Linked DNA regions of Mus musculus: all the other regions are linked to region 3. Evidence: chromatin loops called from intact Hi-C (ENCODE). Cell type or tissue: heart. All regions are shown on one strand. Region 1 holds the start of Nkap (NFKB activating protein). Region 2 holds the start of Upf3b (UPF3 regulator of nonsense transcripts homolog B (yeast)). Region 3 holds the start of Ndufa1 (NADH:ubiquinone oxidoreductase subunit A1).

Region 1 (8,000 bases), 65 kb after region 3:
AATGTATAATAATAAACTCAACAGACGTCAAGTCTCCCAGTATTATTTTCATCATATATCTTTTGAGACAGGATCTTACCATGTTGCCTAGGCTGGCTCTGAACTCCTAGGCTCATGATCTAGCCTTCCAAGTAGCTGGAGCTACAGGGACACCTGAATCTATCTATATGTTTTAAAAAGTTAATTAAAACGTGGTTTAAGCCAGGCGGTGGTAATGCATGCCTTTGATCCCAGCATTTTGGAGGCAGAGGCAGAGGCAGAGGCAGAGGCAGAGGCAGAGGCAGAGGCAGAGGCAGAGGCAGAGGCAGAGGCAGAGGCAGAGGCAGAGGCAGAGGCAGAGGCAGAGGCAGAGGCTGAGGCAGAGGCAGAGGCAGAGGCAGAGGCAGAGGCAGAGGCAGAGGCAGAGGCAGAGGCAGAGGCAGAGGCAGAGGCAGAGGCAGAGGCAGGCAGATCTCTGTTTGAGGCCAACCTGGTCTACAGAGAGAGTTCCAGGACAGCCAGGGAATAACAGAGAAACCCAGTCTGAGAGCAGGAGAGTGGGGGAGAGACTTAGCTTAACTATAAACTCATTATGTAGGATTTAATGTTCTGATAGTAACGGGTACCAACTATAGAGTGCCTCAGCAACTGGGTAAGGACATCCCTTTGCTGAATGTGTGGCACATGTTCGAAATGTCCTCATTTCACTGTAAAGATTGACAGAAAGTCTTATATTTAAAAATAAATGCATTTGTTTATGTATGTTATAAAGATAAGGAAATCTTGATTTGAAAACTTTCAGTTTTCAGGAACCTAGGAATTAGTGAAGAAGATAAAGATGAAAGGAAAATAAAAGGGATTCGAGAAAGGAAGAAGAGTCTTCCTTGCCAGAAACTCTCCTCTCTTACCAGCTTTCCTTTCAGACCCTTTTGGAGGAGGACGCTCTCTACTCTTGCGGGGGAAGGGGACACTTTATTCATTTTATGTATGAGACTAATTCTGTTTTAATATTTACTACGACTCATAAACTTAAAATACAAACTATGGGCTAGAAAGATAGCCTAGAGGTTAAAAGAACATACTGTTTTTGTAGGGGACTGGAATTTGGTTCCTAGCTTCCTAGCTGGTTAGCCCTCAGCTACCTCTAAGCCCAGCTCCAGGAGATCTGACGCTTCTGGCCTCCCAAGGCATCTACACTGACATGTACATATCCACACACAGACACATACATACATATAATTAAAAATATAATAAAAATAACACTGAGTGTGCTGGTGGATGCCTTCAGTCCCAATACTTGGGAGGCAAAGGCAGGCAGATCTCTCTGTGTTTGCAGCCAGCTTCATCAACATGAGTTCCAGGACAGCCAAAGCTATACATAGTGACCTTGTCTCAATCCCCTCCACCCAAAAATAAATAAAATAAAAATAATTCTTTGAAGAAAATAATTAGCCTGAATTCCTTAAAGTTTGATGGCTTATGACTCACTTTTAAAAGTTACTACTGGGCTGGAGAGATGGCTCAGTGGTTAAGAGCACTGACTGCTCTTCCGAAGGTCCTGAGTTCAAAACCCAGCAACCACATGGTGGCTCACAACCATCTGCAATGTGATCTGACGCTCTTGTCTGGTGTGTCTGAAGACAACTACAGTGTACTCATATACATAAAATAAATAAATCTTTAAAAAAAAAGTTACTACGAAAGACCTATAATTGGCTTTTCTTTTTTTTAACATTTTTGATCATGAAAAAGGGTATTGATAACTACACAGAGAGAGACTTGGAGAATTTTGTATTTGGCCAAAATGGATAATTTAGAAAAGGGGTACAACTGTTTGTGGCTTCTGGGGGAAGAATGCCTGCCCAGCCATAAAGAGCACAGAAGTCTCATGTCTATTGCTCCTGTAATATGTTAAAATTTCTTATTTTAAAACACAAAGTCTAAGGCCTAGTACCATGCCTAAGACATAATTTTAATAGACAGAATAAACTTCATATCACCTAAAAGTACAAATGCAAATCTCATCCAATCACTTAACATTCCAGTAAATCCTTTACTCCTCTGAAACTGGATCTCATAGGACAGGGTCTAGCTAGTCTTCAACTCCTAGTGGTTCTGACCCTCTCTCAAGTGTTGGGATTAGAGACATGATCCTGGCTCAGCATTTGCTTTTCAACTGACACACTCCATGGGTACCATCCCAGAGGTCTCTAACAGATCAGGACTGTTTCACTTATGGATGTTATTACACCCTTAAAAGCCTTGTTACTGATTTCCCTGTCCCTTGTGGGCCGCTGCTCCAACTCGGGGCCTCGGGTTTGCTAGGCAAGCATTCTTCCCCTGAGCTCAGCTCCAGCTTCTGCGGATTTTTAATGATGAAGAAGCGAAGCTAGGAAAGGTCTCACTTGCCCAAGACCATCCTGCTTCACCACAAACAAAACCTTCACACTCAGGCAGGGCAATGCGGAAACTTGCCCTTTTTTTTTCTTATACTGTATTTCTTCCCCTGCTGGGGGAGGAAAAAAAAACATGAAGCATCTCTCAACTGTTGGAAAGTTAACTTGCCCCTCGATGCCTGTAATACTTGAAATTTTACCATTTTGAAACACATGGTACAGGGCCTAAGACCTAATTTTTAACAAGCATAATAAACTTCATACATATCAGATACTATGACTAATGCAGCAACATGAGCCTCTCTCAGGATATCACTCTACCTCAGGCCTACCTTGAATTAACTCTGTAGTACAGGCTGGCCTCGAATTACTTGTGACAGTCCTACCTCGGCTTCCTGAACGCTAGGATTACAGGAGTGAGACATCATGCATGCCCAGCTTTTGAATTTAAATATGTCTTGAGGCATGGCCTCATGTAGACCAAGGCGGCCGTAAATTTGCTACGTCGATGAGAATGAGTGTTCTGACTTGCCTCAAGAGTCTCACAGTTGTTGCTACTAAAGATTTGTGAGTCTTTTTAAACTAAGAATTCCATTAGAGGAAATCCAATCTCATTCCCACATTGGTTTGCATGGTCAACACGGCTGAGACCACTTGCCAAGACTTTTCCCAACATAGCCTCATCTAATTATTCTTTTCCCTCAAAACCAATACATATACTTAATTACAATACTTCCCAGTTCACTGCAAAACGTTTCCACTGAAATATCCTCTTGTCTCAATTTTTTCTGTTTGTTCATGCAACAAGAAACAGCTGCCATGCCTACCAAGAGGCAGGCACTACTAATTCTGTGATCAATAAAAGTCACAAACCTCTATTTCCGTTTAGTGAGGAATAAAGACAGGTGCACGGATAATGACACCAAGGCATACAATAGCCTCTTACTTTCCCAGTAGGGGTAAGTAGGTAGTGGGAAACCAGGGCCTCTTATGAAGGAGTCTAGGGATGAATGAAAATGTAAGTTAGAAAGGATAAATAAAAAAGGTCACGGGGTGAACTGAAGAAAGAGATGAAAAAGGTGCGAGGCGGATGGGAAGCGAAATAAAACAGAAACAATGAACAAGCTGGACTCAAAGGCAGGCAGAATGACCCAAGAGAGGGTGCGGCGATTTCACTCACTTCTGCCGGAGACTCTCCTCCCTTTCCTTGTCCAGCAGGCTAGGCCATGGCTTGTCGCCCCCGTAGGGACGCGAGTAGCCGCCGTAATAGGCGGACGAGGATGCAGAAGCAAACGGGGCGCTCCGCTGTGCCGAGGGCCGTTCGCGAGAGCGCGATCGAGAGCGGGAGCGGTAAGATTGGTTTCGGGAGCTTTGGCTGAAGCCACTCAGCGAATGACTGAGGCCATTCCGGTCGCCGAACCGAGAACAAGAGCGCGAGCGAGACCGGCGACACCGCGGGGAGCGGGAAGATTTGATGGATTTGGGGCTCCGCGATGGACTGCGACGCTTCGCCCCGGAGGCCTCCCGTTCAGGGCTACGCGAGCCCGATACAGGAGCCATGGTGGGGGAAGCTGAAGCTACCAAGGGGCGGGACAAGGAGGCGCTCTCGCGACCCCCAAAGGTCCCGGACACCTAGGGTCCTAGAGCTTGCAGCCGACCAAATCCGAAAAAAAGCAAGCAAACAAACAAACAAACAAAAAAACCAACTTGGAAACAGTTCCGTGTACAGCGGTAAACCCCTTCCCCCGGACCCAGAGTCCTTGCCGCCAACAGGAAGGGATTTGTGTACCTCTATATAGAAGCCGGCCAGGAAACTGAGGCTACGCTCTCATCCAGTTCCTAGTGAGGTTTCTGAAACCTAAACCGCACTGGATGCCTGAAAGAACATTGCGATGAATGAGACAAGTATTTCATTGAGTAGCCATATAAGCAACACCGCCAATTCTCCCTTTATTTAGTGTGGGACGATCTTTGCCTGTATAGTGTGCGCGTATGAATCTGTGTATGTATTATAACCCCCACTCCCACTCTTTTTTTTTTAATCCCAAGCAAACAAAAGATCATGATTAGGGTTAAGCTTTAATCTAAGATCATTGTTGTCCAGTTCACTTAGAAAGCATACATTCTGATAACTTCAGTCTGTTATACTCCGATTAATTTAGCGACCCAGAGGAAAATCTTAGTACGTAGGTTCAAGCCACCCATCTCTACAAATGTCCCACAAAACGAAGTTATCAAGCCCCTTCAACTAGTCCATCATACACTAGCCCAGCAAAATATAAGGTAGACGATTAATAGTTGTATGTATTAAGTATTTTTAGGCAAAAGAGCATTCAAATATTAATTTTGTTTTTAATTTTTTTGAAATTGAAATGTAATTGTGTCATTTTCCCCTTTCTACCTCCAACCATTCCTGCGTGCCTCCTCTTGCTCTTTTAAACTCATTGCCTCTTTTTCTTTATTTGTCATTACATGTACCTGTAACTATAGCTGTTGTAATGTTTTCACCAGAGAAGACTACTTAGATATGGGTTTTAGCCAATAGAAAGTCACACACGCCGGGGCGGTGGTGGCCCATGCCTTTAATCCCAGCACTTGGGAGGCAGAGGCAGGAGGATTTCTGAGTTCAAGGCCAGCCTGGTCCACAGAGTGAGTTCCAGGACAACCAGGGCTACACAGAGAAACCCTGTCTCGAAAAAAAAAGTTGCGCGCGCACACACACACACACACACACACACACACACACACACACACACGTCCTGTGTTGATATACTTCAGTTAACAAGAACATGTCCAAAAGTGAAACTACAGAAGCCAACAGGGAAGGTCAGTACCTTTAGGAATATTCCCAGAACTATGTACTTTGATCTTTTGTCTTTTGTTTTGGCAGGTGATACTGTCTACATGCTGAATGTTGCAGCCTGAATGGTACTTCCATCATGGAGTCAGTTGTGCTAAGGTCTGGGGACCTACTAAGGTCTAGAGCCCTGTTACAATAACCTGCTCAGAGCATATATTAACCGTATGTTTATGATTTCAGGACCGACCATTTGGTATTGGATAATCAGCTGAGGGAAGACTATTTCTCCTGGCTCTCAGCATTACCTAGTTGCCTGTAGTTCTTTGTCTAGGGTTAGAGCCTCGTGAGATTTTCCCATAATCTATCTTCTGGTGTCATCCTTGTCAGGTCTTGCTTAAGTAGCCATGTTGCTGAGACTTCATAGTTTCTCTGACATTTCTAGGGGATGCAGTCTGAGAGCAAACTTCTTGGTCTCTTACACTCTTTCTGCCCACTCCCTTCCTCCATGATCCCTGAGCCATAGATGCAAGGGTTAGGTTGCATATGGATCAGTCTGGGCTGGGCACCACAGGATTACTTGTTCTCTGTGATGGGTGCAGTACATATTTCATTGAGTAGTCACATGAATAGCTCCACCAAATTTGATTTTTCTGTGTGGTGCTCTCTGTCTTTTGTAAAGATAAGTTTCTTTAATGAGGGGTGATTGTTACACTTGTATATATGGGTGTAAGGATAAATATTTATAATACAGTTAAAACTGTGCTGGTTTAGTAAAGTGGTGGTTGTAGATTCTGTGCAAAGATAAATTCATCAGTAGCCCTGGGTAGTTGGCTGGGTTTCTGGTACGAGGTATCATTTCCTTCTTGTTGAGCAGGCCTTATTTTATTTGAGGATGAATGAAAATGTAAGGAAGAAAAGGATGAATAAAAAGATTATGGGGTGGAATGAAAAAAGGGATAGAAAAAGGTTTGAGGCAAGCAGGGATCAAAATACAAGCAGAAACGATGGATAACAAGCCAGACTCAAAGGTAGGCAGGCTCATCTAAGAGAGGATGCAGCCAAATAGAGATCTGCTGGTAGTAGGATATTCATGCCCCTCCTGCACCCTTAGAAATATCATGCTGTGCTGGTTGATGTTGAAGTTCTTAGCTGTCATTGCTGGCATGACTATTGGTTGTTCTGGAATTTTGTATGGCAACTTCTGGTACCACAATTGCTAGTCCTCAGGGAGGCAGCTTTCAAGTCAGAGCCAATGTGTATCATCTAGGTCCTAGCCTATAATGTTTGGGGAGGCTCTTGGACTCCCCTGACCAATAACTCAAAGCGGGGAGTTCTTTCCAGGTCCAGCATGACTGCATAAGGGGTGTTGTGACACAGTTCCTGCCCCTGAAGCATTGCCAAGCTGTTGATCAGCACATGTGCTGATTGACTGCCATTGGCCTGGATCTGATCTGCTGTCTGATCTATGTGTTTTACTTTCAATCTCTCCTGGAGAATACACTTCCCCCGTTACTCAAAGCTAATAACACCATAATAAATGAAACAGATGTGGTTCTCGGGAATGAGGAATGGAGGTGGTCATAAGACTGTGGTGGGTGAGGGACAGGCCTTACCCTTGATCTTGATGGCCATGAGAAGAATCTAGACAACATAACCACAGAGGCCATAAAAACCTACATGGCCCTTTGTAGAAATTACTCCTAGCTAGAGTTGGCCTTGAACTTGGAATTCTGTGAGGAGATGCATGCATCCTATGGTTGAATGACTGCTGGATTAGATAGCCAGGATGAACTGGGGGATATCAAGGATAGAGAGTTAAAGTGGGTTCAAGAAGAAAAGTCATGGATATAGAAAGAAGGAGAAACCTATAGAAAGCAAGGAAATGATAAATGGGTTTATCTTATAGGAGGAAGGCTCATATATGATTAAGAAACAAATATTACGGGCTGGTGAGATGACTCAGTGGGTAAGAGCACCTGACTGCTCTTCTGAAGGTCCAGAGTTCAAATCCCAGCAACCACATGGTGGCTCACAACCATCCGTAACGAGATCTGACTCCCTCTTCTGGTGTGTCTGAAGACAGCTACAGTGTACTTACATATAATAAATAAATAAATCTTTAAAAAAAAAAAAAAAAGAAACAAATATTACTAGAGAGCACATGAAGCCATGTCATTTCTAGGATGGGGAGACAAAGATTAGAGAATTAAAAGATGATGTACAAGCATACGAAAAGTTAGTACTTCCTTCTCTTAGTTACTTGAAGGATTGGCGATGACAATGCCTGGAGAGATATCGTAGAGAGCTAACTGCTTCACTTGCATAAAATAAGATGTTTTATAAGAAATCATTTTAACCTTAGTAATCTGTCACCTTTCTTTTCTTACATAAAAACAGTTACTAAAGACTGCTGTCTGCTGTACCAGGAAACCGCAAAAGCTGTGTCCAGCTACCTGTGCAGAACAGGCTGTGTAAAAATTATAAGGAAATGTGCTTTTGCTTTGTGTTTAGCTTCTGTTTTAAGAAAACAAGAGTTGGAACTAATGATGCAGTATTTTTAGAAGTTATGTAAATTTAAGAATTTCTAAAAAAATAATTAACAATGGCCAAAGCCTTCACGATAGAGTTTCAGTAAATAAAAGACTGGGTTCGGGCTCTCAGGTCAAAATGAGTCATCTCCTTTGAAATGTAAGAGAAAGTTGTATGAAATGTTAAATGGAAATGGTTAACCTTATGTTGAATGTATTCTATGAAAAAAAAAAAAAAACCAATTAGTCTGAGGTCAATGGCCTAAACCAGAATTATGTGGAATTATTCTGTTTTAG
Region 2 (8,000 bases), 81 kb after region 3:
TCCAGAGGTGCTGAGTTCAATTCCCAGCTTACAACCATCCATAATGAGATCTGACATCCTCTTCTGGAGTGTCTGAAGACAGCTACAGTGTACTTACATATATAATAAATAAATCTTTTTTTTTAAAGGATGAAGAAATGGCTCTGCAGCTTTGAGTACTTGCTTCTTTTACAAAGGACCTGGATGTTATTCCCAGAACCCACATGGTGGCTTGCAACTATTACTACCTCTAGTTTAAGCAGCTCTTGTGTTCACCTCTTGCCTCCCCAGGTACCATGCATGGACATGGTACACAGACTCACATGCATGCGAACCTTCATCCACGTAAAATTAAATGTTTCTAAAATTATTTTAATTTTCCCCTCTGCCATGTCTGGAATTTTAATCGTCTCTCTGGAAACCAGCTGATGGAAGGAGAATGTCAACACTGGTAGTGTGTCTTCTAACCTACTCAAACCCCAAATAACATTTTACAGAAATTATTTTAAATGGGGTAGGGTGGGAGAGATGGACCAGGTGGTAAAAGGCATCTGCTGCTAAGTCTGGCAATCTGAGTTCAATTCCCAGGACCTACAGTATGGAAGAAGGCTGTCTGTAGATAGCAGCTTGTCCCCTAAACTTACTCCTGGGCATCTGGACACACAGCGCACGCATACACACACACACACACACATTCACACACACACACAAAGCAAACAAACAAATCATTTTCAATGGCATTGTACTTGTGTGATACACAGATATCCATTCTTAAATAAAAATAAAAGAAACCTAAATTTTTTTTTCAAGACAGAGTTTTTCTGTGTAACCTTGGCTGTCCTGGAACTCACTTTGTAGACCAGGCTGGCCTCAAAGTCAGAAATCCACCTGTCTCTGCCTCCCAAGTGCTGGGATTAAAGGCGTGCACCACCACCGCCCAGCTGAAACCTAAAATTTTAAATCTCAGAAAAAAGTTTTAGGGAAGAAAGGCAGTTGGAAAAATCAGACATAACCAAGTGTGGATATAGGCTTCTCAGAGGAGAGTCATATTTGGGTACTTTTTCTTTCTTTCTTTCTTTCTTTCTTTCTCTCTCTCTCTCTCTCTCTCTCTCTCTCTCTCTCTCTCTCTCTCTCTCTTTCTTTCTTTCTTTCTTTCTTTTTTTTTTACAATAGGCACATATAGGATTATGGTGGTGACAGTGACATCTCTAAACCTTTAAAAGAACAATCTCTCCCCAGCTTTTTTTATACATCGTTCAGAGTGTGTTCTAGAACAAGGTTAAAAGGTTTAAAGTTACAAAGGAGTTGCCAAAATTAATGGATGAGAGAGGTGTCAAAACTTAAGACTACATGTCATTTTGGGTTTAGGTAGGCACACATTGTCTCCGTATGCAATTTTCCCTGTCATTAGTCTTGACATTTCCTGGCTCTCTGACTCTGTCTCCAGTTCACTGAGAGCTGCAATGACAAAAGCTGGATTTCAAGATGAAGGGGCTCCCCGCTTCCTCATGCCCTCCCAACTTCCTGTCTTTTTAGCTTGCCTCAGAACTCTACTTCTGAATTTTTTTTTCAGCATATTAACCTTTTTTTTTTTTGCTTTAAAATACTTTATTGTGATCTTTATGATAACATCAGGTATTTATTTATTTATATATGTTTTTTCAAGACAGGGTTTCTCTATGTAGCCCTGACTGGCTGTCCTGGAACTAGCGCTGTACATAAGGGTGGCCTCAAACTCTCAGAGATCTACCTGCCTTTCACCACCAAGTGCTGGGATTAAAAGCATGTGCCACCACTGCCCAGCTTATTTTTTTTTTAAGCCAAGTATTTTTTTAATTAATTTACTTATTCTCTTTTCATCCCAATATCAGCCCCCTTTTTCTCCCAATCCCCCGCAGATCACTCCCCCATTCTTCCATCCCTTTCTCAGAGGAGAAGGGGAGCCCCCAACACCCACCCCTAACAGATCAAGTGGAGCTGCAGGACTAGGAGTTTCCTCTCCCACTGAGGGCAGACAAGGCAGCCCAGTTAGGGGAATGGGATCCACAGGCAGGCATAGAGTCAGGGACAGCCCCCACTCCAGTTGTTGGGGGCCCGGCATGAAGACCAAGCTGCATATCTGCTATATAGGTTCATGTGAGGGGGTGTCTAGCCCATGCTCGCTCTTTGGTTGATGGCTCGGTCTCTGGGAGACTCCAAGGGTCCAGGTTAGTTGACTCTGCTGGTTTTCCTGTGGAGTCCCTGTCCTATTTGGGTCCCCCAATCCTTCCCCCAACTCTTCCACAAGACTCCCTTAGCTCCATCTAATTTTGGTCCTTGGGTCTTGCATTCATTTCAGTCAGCTTCTGGATGGAGCCTCTCAGAGGACAGTTATGCTAGGTTACTGGCTGCAAGCATAATAAAGTATCATTAATAGTGTCAACAATTGGTTCTTGCCTGTGAAATGGATCTCAATTTAGGGGTAGTCATTGGTTGGCCATTCCCACAGTCTCTGCTCTAATTTCTCCCTGCACATCTTGTAGGCAGGATACATTTTGAGTTGAAGTTTTTGTGGATGGGTTGCTGTCCTTATCCTTCCACTTGTTTCCTGCCTGGCTATAGGAAGTGGCCACTTCAGGATCCATACCCCCACCCCCACCCCTCTGCTAGGAGTTTCCCATGGTGTCCAAGCCAGATATTTATAAAACAAAATAAATGTTAATAAATGTTGTCTCATGCCAGGTGGTAGTGGCACACCTTTATTTTAATTCCAGGACTCCAGAGGCAGATTCAGGCTAATCTCTTGGAGTTCAAGGCCAGCCTGTTCTCCAGAGTGAGTTCCAGGACAGCCAAGGCTACACCCTGTCTCCCTATGTCAAACAAACAAACAAACAAACAAACAAACAAATGTACGTCTCTTGGGGAGGAGAAGGAGAACAATGAAATTTTAGTTTGCTGCCCAGACGAGTGAACTCAGTGATCTTGTGGTTCAGTAACTGGAAGTAGCTCCGGCTACAGAACAGGTATCTGCCACCATATTCAGCTAGCTCTGTCTACCTAACACACAAATATGCTAGTATCAGACCCCCCCCCCCCACACACACACACAATACAGGACTACAAGAAAGACCAAAGTTTCAGCATCTGGCCAACTTAGATGAAGGTCATCCTTTGTAGCAGCAAAATTTTAGTTCTCAGGTTAGTGCAGAATATAAATGAGGGAAGCTTGCTCTCCAGACCCCATTTCTTAATTGCAACACACCATGGTTATTTTTAATCATGGTGCTGAGAACCACCTGCCCAGATCAGGAACCTGCCACACTGAGGTGGGTCAGTGCCTTGTTTCTTTGGCCACCAGCAAACTGTACTGGAGACTCCCCTCCCCTTCAGACAGACACACCAGCAAAATGCTTTATTCTTCTCTTCCTTTCTTCATTTCCTCCCTCTTTCCTTCTACAGAAAACATCTTGTTGGGTATTTCATGACCCTCCTGACTCAGCTTCCCCAAAGCAGGGACTACAGAACACGCTACCACACCTGGTTAAAGAGTCCGTTTTATTGCTCAAATTTATGGCATGTACCAACTACTAAGGCATTGTACTTCATTCTGTGAATGTATCACATCTTGCTTGTCCATTCAACTGTTAATGGGTATTTGACCTTTTTCAAAGTGAAGAAAGTGAACAGAATCAAGTTGGATATTTTCCTTTCCCCATCTTGTTGGATAACAGTGTTGGGAGAGAATTCTTTAATTTGGAAAAGAAAGAAAGGTGGTGAAAACAAATGTAATACATTTTGGTTATAATTCATTGAAATTAGTATCTTGTGTGTTTCTTGAGCATGTGTAAATCCTAATGCCTCTGAAAGTATACTTCAGTTTTAAATAGCTTTTCCTTATCTGTTTATTTACCTGATGGTTGTTTGGTTGATATACGTACGGTTCCACTATCTAGCACTAATTTGCCTGAAAGTTGCTATTTAGACCACACTTTGAATTTGTCTTGATCCTTCTCTTTCAGATTCCCCAGTGCTGCAATTATAGGCTCACGTGGCATAAAACCTTGTGGGTATTTTTTATCTGAAAAAGAAAAGCACTAAACTTTTAAGATTAAGGGATCATAGCGGGGCAGTGGTGGCGCACGTCTTTAATCCCAGCACTCCGGGAGGCAGAGGCAGGTGGATTTCTGAGGTCTAGACCAGCCTAGTCTACAGAGTGGGTTCCAGGACAGCCAGGGCTACACAGAGAAACCCTGTCTCAAAAAAACAAAACAAACAAACAAAAAGATTAAGGGATCATATATACTTAAGATGTTTATGGTATTTTTATCTGAAAAAGAATCACTAAATTTTTAAGATCAAATGATCACATATACTAAAAATCTGGATGATTCCCACATTTCTAATCCTAAACGGGCAGCTGCTTTGCATGCTGGGAGTTGTAGTCCAGAAACGAGTCGTTTCTAGACAAGATGGCGGAGTTGCTAATGACGCGCTAAGGGGCGGGCCCCGAGGGAATCTGGGCCGCTAGGGGATTGGGCAGCATGGGGACTTCGGCAGGCGGGAAGTAAAGGTCAGGTATTAAAACCCTAACCCCGAGTGAAACCGAGGGCCTTAAACTCTCGCGAGATCTCCGGGAGCCCAATGGAACGCAGGGCTCTGCTTATCACTAGGGCTATTTGTTAGGGGCGGAGCTCCTGAGGTCTCTCCCGGAGAGTCGTAGGTGCCCGGCGTAACGGCTTAGCAGCTGTGCCACCGCTCTAAAGAGCGTAACCGTGGCCATGAAGGAAGAAAAAGATCATAGGCCTAAGGAGAAACGAGTGACCCTGTTTACGCCGCAGGGCGCCACAGGCGGCTGTATTGGCGCTACTGCCGAAGGCGCCAAAGGGGACGATAGGCAGGATCGCAACAGGGACAAGAAAGAAGCTTTGAGCAAGGTGCCTATCGGGTGGTGGCACAAGAGGGCGGGACATGTCCACGGACTGGGGAGCATGGCTGGGAATGGGGCTGCTCTCTTCCTCTCCCGGGTAACTCTTCTGTTTCTAACTGAATGGAAATTGCTTCGCACTGTCTCACGCACTGGTGGAAATGGGATTAGCAGGTTCTGATAAAGCCCCCGAAATGGGGGGATGGAGGGTGGGGGTGAGGGAAAAGGAGGGTTCCCAGATGAGAAAAGGTTAGTTCAGAGCTGCGACGGTGGGGTAGTTATGAGAGAGGGGAGCAGCAGGAAAGATAGGGGAACTTTAATTGGCTTGAATTGCTAAATAGACCTTGCCACACCAGGGGTTAGGGGTGGGAGTAATTGTGAAGTACGTGTTAATGCAAGCGAGTTGGGGGAGCACATTAAGAGGATTGATGACCAACCTGGAGGAGCAGACAGATGGAGGGCGATGGGTAAAGGATTTCCGTGGTACACAGAATGGGGAAGGGAGTTCATTTAGCGCATTTTAGACCGGTGAGAGAGACAATGTCGCGACACCGACAAAAGACCAGAATTCGTTCAAAATGGGTTTTAAACTCCATTTAAGAACAGAACCTGGGATTTTCCTTGCCCCAGACAGTTGTCACTTCCAGGAGTTTGTATAAACCCGCGTTATCCATACCTTTGAGTAATTCATAGCATTGGATTGCAGGAGAATATGTTCGGTGTTTTTGTAAGTGTCTGTATTTTAGAGCCGATTATCAGAAGCCATGATTCTGGTATGCCAGAAAGTTGGCTGCTATGTACTGATTTTCCTTTCCTCGTTTGTTTCCTAAGGTGGTAATTCGAAGATTACCTCCCACTTTGACCAAGGAACAGCTTCAGGAACATCTTCAACCTATGCCTGAGCACGATTATTTTGAGTTTTTTTCTAATGATACTAGGTAAAAAAAAAATTAATATTTTACCCTCCTTTTCGCTTTTTGGGCTAGTGTCTTTAATGTGTATGTGTTTGCAATTCAGTCAGACACCTGAAACCATAGTCACGTAATTGCTTTCCGTCTCTACAGCCTTTATCCTCATATGTATGCCAGAGCATATATCAACTTTAAAAACCAAGAAGACATTCTTTTATTCAGGGACCGATTTGATGGCTATGTATTCCTTGACAATAAGGGTGAGTATACGATTTAGGAGAGTTTTTCATGGTTACATTGAACAGAGTGTGTGCTGCCACTTGCGGTATGTGCCTGTAATCAGAGCAAAGGATGCAGAAGCAGGAGGGTGACTCCAAGTTTGAGGTCAGTCTGGACTACATAGAATGACCACTGAGAGAGAGAGAAGAAAAGAGATAGGGTTGAGGAGAGGGAGGAAGGGGTGTGGGAGAGCAATATACAATGCTTTCTCCAAGTCTGTGTGGGTTAGACTTAAACTCCTTTAAGATAAAATGTGCAACATTGAAAGAATTTTTATAACCCTGAGATAGTTTTCTTAACTTATGATTTCTTTCCTTTGATCCAGTGACTATAATTACCACTGATTTCTCCTGTTTGATACTTTATACTTGTTTCAAATGTCGACTTCCTGCCTCAAAGATGCTAATTAGTATCCTTTATGTTGCTAGTCCTCAGTTAGAATACTGTTTACCTTTCTCACAAAGCTGCGGAAAACTAAAGCCTCAAATTGCATCTCCCAGGCTGGAGATGTAACGCAATGATTGATGATATGTGAGACCTTGGGTTCAATTCTCAGCATCGGCAAATAACAGGAACACACCACAGCATCCTGGGATCCAAGCTACACAATGTGTAACATTAACAGATTTCGGAATGAACTCCTGACTCACTTTCCGTTTGCTGTCTGGGGTTTGCAGGGTTTAGCTAGAATGTATCCAAGTTGCCTTTTGCCACCTTTCATTTGGTTTTTGACTCATGGACAAGTGATGTGGGGTTTCCTGTCTGTTTTCATTTCCTCAATTACTTCAAGTTTGCAAATAGTAAATCCTTGTTGTGGAATATGCCTGATAACAAGTTGAAGGCTTGACAACTGTGTTTGTCCAATGTATATACACTTAGGGTCAAATAAGGTTCTCTCACCGTGCCAACTTTTACTCTTTGCTACATTGTAACTCGTGCCTAACACACGGTGCCTAATTATCCCATTTCCCAAACTGTCTTTATTTTTTCCTGACCAGCCTTTTTTTTTTGTTTTGTTTTGTTTTTGTTTTTTCTTTAATTCCAGACAGGGTTTCTCTGTATAGCCCTGGCTGTCCTGGAACTAATTCTGTAGACCAGGCTGGCCTCGAACTCAGAAATCCGCCTGCCTCTGCCTCCCAAGTGCTGGGATTAAAGGCATGCACCACCATGCCCGGCTATGACCAGCCTTTTTATTCTAGTAGATAACAATGATTTCTTATTTAGCTTCTATTGACTTATTATCCTCTTAATCAGTTTTATTACCTGCATGTGTTTATTTTGTGTGTCTTTAGGCTATGGAACATGTGGTCTCCCTTCCACCATGAGGGTCTTGGGACTTGAACTCAGATCATCAACCTTGGTGGCAAGTGCTGTTACACACTGAGCCCTCTCACCAACCTGCTGTGGATTTTTTTTTCTTTTTACAGTTTCATTTATTGTGCTTGTTTTTAAAAGTATTTTATGTGTATGGGTGTTGCCCGTATGTATGTCTGTGCATCACATTCATGCCTAGTGCCTACAGAGGCCAGACAAGGGGATCAGGTAACTTGGACTGGAGAGTTAAAGATGATTGTGAGATGTCATGTAGGTGGGTGCTGGGAATTGAACCTAGATCTAAGAGGAGGAAGTATTCTTAATCATTGAGCCGTCACTCCAGCACCTAAAATGGAGTGTTTTTTTTTTTCTAAGATTTGTAGTGTCTTCCTTCCTTCCTTCCTTCCTTCCTTCCTTCCTTTTTTCTTTTTTCTTTATCTTTCTTTCTTTTTTTTTTTTTTTTGAGGCTTATCTATACTTTTGCAGACAACCAGTGTCTTTTGCAGGGAGTTCTGTTTTTCTATTTCTGTATTATGTCAGCTTAATTGCCATAAACTTGCACACAGCCACTACACTACGGACTAGACATGGGGACTCTCATATACTAGGCCATG
Region 3 (8,000 bases):
TGTAAACTGCCCAATGTGGGTCATCTGAAATAGTAAGCACTCCTAACTGCTGAACTATCTCTTTAGCTTTCCTGTCTTGCTTTTGAGGCAGAGTAGCTCTTGCTTGTTGCTCTATGTACTTCAGTTTAGCAGGCTCCTAAGCTTCGGGAGTATTCTTCTGTCTCCACCTCCCATTTCATTATTTCACACACTGCTGTAAAATAAATAAAATAAACAATGTTTTGGGTATCGTTGTTGTTGTTGTTGTTGTTGTTGTTTTTGTTGTTGTTACATGAGTTCCAGTGATCCAAACTCAGGTCTTTAGGCTTGAACTGCAGACACTCATAGCCACCAGGTCATCTCCCAGTGCTTGATTCTTCCTAGGTTTTCCATCTCTGTTCCCACAAAGCTGAAGGATGTGCAGTCATGGCCAGCTTTTTATAGCTGGGAGCTTGGGATTTGAACTCCGGCCCTTATGCTTTCACAGCAAGTACCCTTACCCATTGAATTATCTTCTTGGCCATGTTGTTTTTATTTCTTTCTCCTTTGGCTTGCATTGTAGTCTCCCCTCCCTCAGCCTGAAACCTGCTTGCTCAGGGGTGGAGCTTCCTGCTCATTCGTTCTGCCACACCTGCGGAGCCACACACGTGCACCTTTCTACTAGACCAGAGATTATTCGGCGGGAATCGGGTCCCCTCCCCCTTCCTTCATAACTAGTGTCGCAACAATAAAATTTAAGCCTTGATCAGAGTAACTGTCTTGGCTACATTCCTTTCTCTCGCCACCTAGCCCCTCTTCTCTTCCAGGTTTCCAAAATGCCTTTCCAGGCTAGAACCCAGGTTGTGGTCTGCTGGCCGGACACAACATTGCATGAGTGTTTTTTTTTTCTCTCTACAGTATCCTCCAATATCCTCTTTTCTTTCCTATTTAACTGTTTTCTTCTGCTCATCTCTTATATGTTACTTTTCTATGCATCCTCAAGCCCCCTTTCTAGTAAGCTGCTCATATATCTCAGTTCCATGTACTCTTTACTACAGAATCTATTCTAGTCTAGCATGTGAGCTCGTGGGGCTCTTGAGATGATTCAGCAGTTAAGAGCCCTTGCTAGTCACACAGAGGATCACATATGAACTCATTATTGCCTCTAATTCCAGTTTCAGGTGATCTAATGCCCTCTTCTAGCTTTCAAAGGAAAGATTTATTTATTCTTTGCATATGAGTACACTGTAGCTGTACAGATGGTTGTGAGCCTTCATCTGGTTGTTGGGAATTTAATTTAGGACCTCTGCTCACTCCAGTCAACCCTGCTTGCTCAGTTCCTACTGGCTCCTGCTCAAAGATTTATTATTATAAATAATGTCTTCAGACCCACCAGAAGAGGGCATCAGATCTCATTACGGGTGGTTGTGAGCCTCTATGTGGTTGCTGGGATTTGAACTCAGGACCTTTGGAAGAGCAATCAGTGCTCTTACCCGCTGAGTCATCTCACCAGCCCCAAATAAATCTTAAGAAAAGGTGATGTCATGTCTGTGAACTCTTCAGCAGGGTTTCAATTCTCTTCCTCCCCCACCTTGAGCATTCCAGGCAGTTGCTCTGCACTGAACCATCTTCCCCCAGCCCTAGGACTGGGTTCATTCTTATTTTCCCCTTTATATTTTATTTATTTTATTCTCTGTGTGTACTTGAAGATCAGAAGACAACCTCTGAGTCAACTCTGTCCCTCCCCAACGTGGGTCCAATTCCGTGGTCTGGTCACGTTTGGCAGCAGGTGTTTCCACCCACTGAGCCCTATCACCACCCAAGAGTTTCGGTTAATTCTGAGATCAACCCAGTACACTCCTTTCCCATACTCACCATGTTTGCTGCTCTCTATACAGCTCTAGGAAGTTGGGGCCTGTGTCTGTTTTATTTACTGATGTTAGGCCCTATCCTAAACACAGTGCTTAAGAAAGTCCGTTCAAAGAATACCTTGAAACAGATTAATAAGTATGACTAAAGTCCCCTTTTAACTCAACTTATACTTTTACCTGTTTTCTTTTTTTTTTTTTTTTTTTTGGTTTTCCGAGACAGGGTTTCTCTGTATAGCTCTGGCTGTCCTGGAACTCACTTTGTAGACCAGGCTGGCCTCGAACTCAGAAATCCGCCTGCCTCTGCCTCCCAAGTGCTGGGATTAAAGGCGTGCGCCACCACGCCCGGCTATATTTACCTGTTTTCTTACATCAACCCAGTCTGAGTTTTACCATTAAAATATTGACTGGTCTTCTGGCCTGTCCTCCCTGCCTCTCAGGAATGTTAACCAAATGTATTTGTCATTTTCATCCCCCCGTTACCTAGAGATTCCTTCAGTGTGGGATTTGGTCTAAATTCCCCATCTTAAAACGTTTGCCTCTTATCAGTTTCTTATCATATACCAAGCACTAAGCTAGATCCCAAACAATTGTGAATACAGGTACACTAATTTTAACAAGGTGTGATTAGTCCCATTGGAGTCTATGAGGACAGGGATAGTTTCAGATTATAGATTATAAAGCATTAGGCTTTTCGCTATCTCCAAGTTCAGTACAACATCCAATTCAGTGGCCATCTGCACATTTCAGGTACCTGACAGCCACATGAGAATAGAATCTAGCATACTGGACAGCTCGACAGAGAGCATTTCCATCGTCAGTGGAAACGGGGGTTACCTATAGGTGCTTCAAAGAGAGCATGGACAATTTCCCAAAGACTGCAAGAAACACCCTCAAAGAGATCGAGGACCAACTCAAGCCCTCCAAATGTGCATTTGAAAACAGCACTTGTACCAACAGATAAAGCATCAGAGTAATTTCTAAACTATTCAAATGTGATATAATAGAATCAGTTCTTGATGTCATCCCGACTTGGGTTCCCTTACGTAAATCCTAGCATTGTTCATGAACTTCTCCCATCCACATGACCTATGCTATAGTCATGGAAGTTATTTCAGGTCTAGAATTCCAGATAATACCTATCTTGAAGCTTTTCCTCTGGAGCCCTACTCCATCGCCTACCTTCTCTGCCACTTCCCTTTAGAAAGAAAGAAAGAAAAGATTTTAAGAAACAACAAAACATTTATTTTGAGACTGAGAATTATGGAAAGTCTAAATAATGGAAACTGGACTCTCCTCTATGTCTTCTAGAGAATCAGAAACACCACCCTCTGCTTCAGCTCGATGCTTTCCCAGTTTAGCAATCAGTTCTTTGGCTGGATTAAAGACGCCATTGGTCTGCTGGTCACAGACATAGCAGCGTGAGGTGGTACGGAAATGCTGCAATGCACAGCGCTCGCAGAAATAATGCCTACACTTGGTGACAACTGGATTTTGGAAGGTCTGGCGACAGATGAAACACTTGAATGGTATTTCCTCATCATCGCTTCCCACTTCGTAGTTTTCGTCCTCATAGACACCATAGCGACCCTCATCAAGCTCACGTTCGATCTGCCACCCGTGCTTGTAATCTGAACGATCATGGAGGAATTTGCAGCTGTCCCCGAAGCCGCAGAAACCAGTCTCCTTGTAGTCCTTACAGATATCGGGCTGGTAATCCCAGCGCACGGTGGCACGTAGATGCTCAGGAGCTCGGATAGGGCCTTTCCTCACCATCCCGGAGGAAGCATTGCCCATGGATGTATCCTTGGGCTTCACGTACTTCTGATAATTATTGATTCCCCGATAGATCTTGTCATCTTCCTTGCCCCTCAGCTCCTCCTGGATCTTCTGGCTCCGCTCAAAGATGGACTGTGCATCTCGATCCTTCTCAGTGTCCAGTTCGTAGACGGCGGTCGCCCCCATATCCTCGGGCCCCACGGGTTTTGCCGAACGGGTAGACTTGTAGACGACGCCGAGACCCTCCGGTTCATTCTCGTCCTCGCTACTCAAGCCGCCATAGGTTGCCTTCTGTTTAGCGCTGCCACGCGTCTTCTGGATCATCGGATTGTGGGTCGCTTGCTTCTTCTCCGGGCGGACCACAGAGCTGCCTTCATCACTGCTGCTGCAGCTGTCCCCGGAGCCTGCATCACAGAGCCGGCGCTTTCGGCGGCCCGCCGCTCCTTTCCGCCCAGGCTTTTTGAAGAGGAACGTGCACACCTGACGGGTAGAATTCCCGGGAGAAAGTTGCTCCGCCATTTAGAGATCCCCAAGTTCTGAAACTGCCGCGACGTCCGGGACCGCTTCGCGTCGTCACACTCCGTGGTGGTCTCTGATGCAGCGGATCAGATAGGAGGAGTAGGACGACAGAAAGAATCCTGTCCGGGAACGCTTGCTGGACCGCGAACGCCAGTCACTTTTGGGCCCCCACAGCCACCGTCGCTTCCTCCTCCGGAGCCGTACGGGGCACCGCCCCTCCCGCGTGCTGCCGGAAGAGAGGTAAAGCCGGGTCACCTCTGAGGAGCCGGTGACGGGTTGGCGTGCGAGTAACGGTGCGGAGATGTGGTTCGAGATTCTCCCTGGCCTCGCCATTATGGGGGTGTGCTTGGTCATCCCCGGGGTGTCCACTGCGTACATCCACAAATTCACCAACGGGGGCAAGGTAAGGCGGCCGACTCGGCCGCGGGTGGGGGACGGTGGGGGACGGGGGCCATTTATGGTGGGGGACGGTGGCCGTTTGGATGCGCCTTCGCTCTGTGAAGAAGAAGCCATCTAAGGGGGATCCTCCTCTTAATGTTGCCTGAACGCGGAGACTTGGGATTCCACCTTTTAACTTTAGTAAAACATAGCCAGTTTGAGGGCTGAGGAGGAGTGGCCCAAAAGGCAAAATCTATTCGGCAGTTAGCAAGGTAGATGACAAGAGTTGGGCCCTGGTTCCTAGGCAGAGGGAGAAAGGTGTTAGTCATGTCCCCGCTCCTTCCCATCGTTCATCTCCTTGCGGACACTGTTTAATTGATTTTGGTGGATGTATTTGTGCCTTTGAGTGCAGGAGCCCGCGGAGATCAAGAGAGGTCCCCGGGTCTCTTGGAACTAGTAGTTAAAGGAGGCTAGGAGGCAGCAGAAGTGGGTGCCACGAATCCAGTCCACTGCAGGAGCAAAGAGCAGTCAAGTCCAGGAAAGCTGGTACTACTACAGTGAAGCCCCGTCTCAAAAAAAAAAAAAAAAAAAAAGAAGTAGTTGAGAGGGGGAGGAGGATAAAGGAAAAAAATCAGTGGTGTTGGTCCCCTCCCCCAACTCAAAAAGGGAGAAGGCTGAGAAGTCAGTTGCCATCATGGTCTGGTTTCATTTAGGAGATTTTGGCTTTGTATTAGTCATTTAGCTTTTGTTTTAACTTTGTCAAGATTTACTATCTATGTATGTGTCTGCTGCTGTCTGTGTGCACCCATGAAGAGTAGAAGAGGGTATTGAATCTCTCCTGGACTTGCAGTTATGACCCCTCCCCCCCCCAAATAAAATCCAACCAACTTGGTGCTGGGAAGCCAGTTGAGCACCCAAGAATAGCAGGCAGGTACCCTTCCCCTCTGAGCTATCTCTTCAGCCTCTAGTATGTCATTTAAGAAAAATTGTGGGGTATATCTTTTTACTGGGTCACTTATATTTATAAACTGCCTTGTCCTTTATTTAAAGGAAAAACGAGTTGCTCGTGTTCAGTACCAGTGGTATCTGATGGAACGCGATAGACGTATCTCTGGAGTCAATCGCTACTATGTGTCCAAGGTAAGATGACTAAAAGAATTGTGGTGGCTTCTGGTAATGCCTTGCCTAAGGTCATACAGGGCTCATTTACTTTGCATGGTTTTTACTAGTGTGGTATACAAACTTTATATATATATATATATATATATATATATACACATACATACATATATAGATAGATGCTCAGTGTATGTGGTGTGCATGCATACATGTGTGTGTGCACTTGTTCATGCATGTGCATATGGAGGGCACACCCATTTATTTACTTGGTTGGTTGATTTGTAATTGAGACAGGGTCTTAATATTTAGCCTTTGCTTGCCTGGAATCCGCTATGTAGACTAAGCTGGCCTTGAAGTCATAAATTGGCCTACCTCTGGCTCCTGAGTGCTGGAATGAAATGTGTGCACTAGCAGGCCTAGGAACTTATTTATTTTTAAATTTGTCTTTAGTTCTATGCAGGCTCCATGGTACAAATGTGGAGGTCAGAAGACAGCTTGTGGGAGTGCCTTATTTAGAGAAGTGATAGAGCTGCCTTGGCAGCGTGTGCTTGTAATGCTAACCCCTGGAAGGCTAAGGCAGGGGGAATCTGTGAGTTTGAGGCTAACTTGGGCCACGTAGTAAGATACTGTCTCATCAAACAAAGCATAAAAAAGAATTAATGTAGTTTGATATGTTTGTGTGTGGTTTGAGTTGGTGAGTGCAGGCTATGCGTGGAGGTCAGAGGACAGAGGACAATCTGAAGGCAGTCACTTCTGGATCTGGGAACCCTTGTAGGATCTGGGAATCAAACTCAGGTTGACAAGTCTGCATGCAAAGCCATTTCTCTGCCTCTCACCCTCATAATTCTTTAAGTTTCATAAATCACTTAATAGCTGCTCCTACCTCATGGATACCCCACAGTGAACCTAGGTAAATTTTGTGCTCGTTTTCTAGATAGGAAAACATGGATAGAGCATGGGGCTCAGTTCGGTGCTGTGTGAGAATCCATCTCATGTACATGAGGGGAGATTAAGTAGCTGCCTTGTAAAAAGCCTGTGCCTCGCTGTTCCATGCTTTCATTTACCCTATGGTATTTTCATACCTGGAAGGAATGCCATTACTTATCTCTAGTAGAGTCTTAAGCTTTTGGTTGTGAGTGAGGTTTTTTGGAGAGGGGACTATTGCTTTTGTTTGAAGGCAGGCACTTGTTACATAAGCCTGGCTGGTCTGGAGCTTGCTGTGTAGCCTACAGCAGCCTTGAACTCAGAGCAAACTTCCTGCCCTTGCCTCTAGTAGCCGAAAACTTGCCTCCTGAATACTCACTGGGATTAGGATTACAGATGTGCAATACTATGTCCACTTTAGATCTTTGGATGTTTACGGGCAAAGGTTTTGGAGTTAGGATACTTTGGCTCTGCTGCTACTTGACTGACTTAAGGAAGTGATTTTTGTCTTCTTGAGACAGAATCTAACAGTTTCTAACTTCTTTGGTTCTTACTTCTTCTCTATTTCATCACCTTCTGAAGACGTTGACTGATTCGGTGTTCACCTTGTGTTCAGTGCTGTTGTGTGAGACAGTTTACTGTTTGGCCCTCTGATCCATGGTAGGGGCTGTGTATGAGGGCCCAGGAGGTAAATAATTACTTGACTGTAGTTCCAGTTAGAGTGAAGGGAAGGTCTTTTCATATATAATAATATGTTTGCTGCTGTCAGGAAACGAACAGGTACAGTGGTGCATCCCATAATCCTAGCATTTGGGAGGTGGAGGCAGGAGTTCACCTTTGGTACATAGGGAGTTTAAGGCCAACTTTGATTATATGAGACCTTGTCAAAAAGCAACAACAACAACAACAAAAACACGAGACATGATGTAGTGTCACACACCTTTAATCCTAACATTCTAGGGGCAGAGGCAAGTAAATCTCTGAGTTTGAGGCCAACCAGGCCTATGGAGTAAGAACCTGTCTGGGGTCGGGGGCGACGTCATTTAGTGGCCATTCTTTAATGATTATGAAGTCAATTTAGTTTCTGTTGTTGCAGTTAGAGAATTGTGGGATGTGAAATCGCTTGTTTTAATAACAGAATGCCATTCTGTGACACTGGAAATTAAACAGCATGCTACATTTTGATGGGAACAGAATCCTCACATTCTCCTTTTCATACTGTTTTACAGGGCCTGGAAAACATTGACTAAGGAAGCATTTTCCTGGCTGATTAAAAGAAATTACTCAGCTATGGTCATCTGTTCCTGTTAGAAGGCTATGCAGCATATTATATACTATGCGCATGTTATGAAATGCATAATAAAAAATTTTAAAAAATCTAAAGTCATTTTTATTTTTATGAAGTAAAGTAAGGGTTTAATAAAGATAATTTGATATAGGCATAAACATGAGGGT

What was found. Peaks named below come from ENCODE experiments on the same cell type or tissue, not always from the same donor. Only the 100,000 strongest peaks of a DNase experiment are listed, where the experiment ranks them.
Region 1: it touches region 3 in a loop (5-fold over the local background); 3 of 42 quality-filtered maps call a loop at or near these places.
Region 2: a loop joins it to region 3, with 20 times the contacts of the local background. A loop is called at or near these places in 3 of 42 quality-filtered maps.

Annotation. Positions count from the first base shown.
Region 1 is chrX:37,122,931-37,130,930 of GRCm38, reverse strand. It overlaps Nkap (NFKB activating protein), which reads right to left and starts at 4,168. Exons shown (of 9, transcript NM_025937.4): 1 at 3,556-4,168. The coding sequence starts at 3,935. In heart, no CTCF peak of the experiment used is centred here; a DNase peak (open chromatin) is centred at 4,030; H3K4me3 peaks cover 1,834 bases; H3K27ac peaks cover 1,167 bases.
Region 2 is chrX:37,106,968-37,114,967 of GRCm38, reverse strand. Upf3b (UPF3 regulator of nonsense transcripts homolog B (yeast)) reads left to right here and starts at 4,646. Exons shown (of 10, transcript NM_026573.3): 1 at 4,646-4,892; 2 at 5,714-5,820; 3 at 5,947-6,053. The coding sequence starts at 4,737. In heart, no CTCF peak of the experiment used is centred here; a DNase peak (open chromatin) is centred at 4,557; H3K4me3 peaks cover 1,704 bases; H3K27ac peaks cover 908 bases.
Region 3 is chrX:37,187,516-37,195,515 of GRCm38, reverse strand. Ndufa1 (NADH:ubiquinone oxidoreductase subunit A1) reads left to right here and starts at 4,278. Exons shown (of 3, transcript NM_019443.2): 1 at 4,278-4,527; 2 at 5,553-5,642; 3 at 7,775-7,928. The coding sequence starts at 4,426. The coding sequence ends at 7,795. It overlaps Rnf113a1 (ring finger protein 113A1), which reads right to left and starts at 4,294. Exons shown (of 1, transcript NM_153503.2): 1 at 3,049-4,294. The coding sequence starts at 4,124. The coding sequence ends at 3,099. In heart, no CTCF peak of the experiment used is centred here; a DNase peak (open chromatin) is centred at 4,325; H3K4me3 peaks cover 2,625 bases; H3K27ac peaks cover 1,308 bases.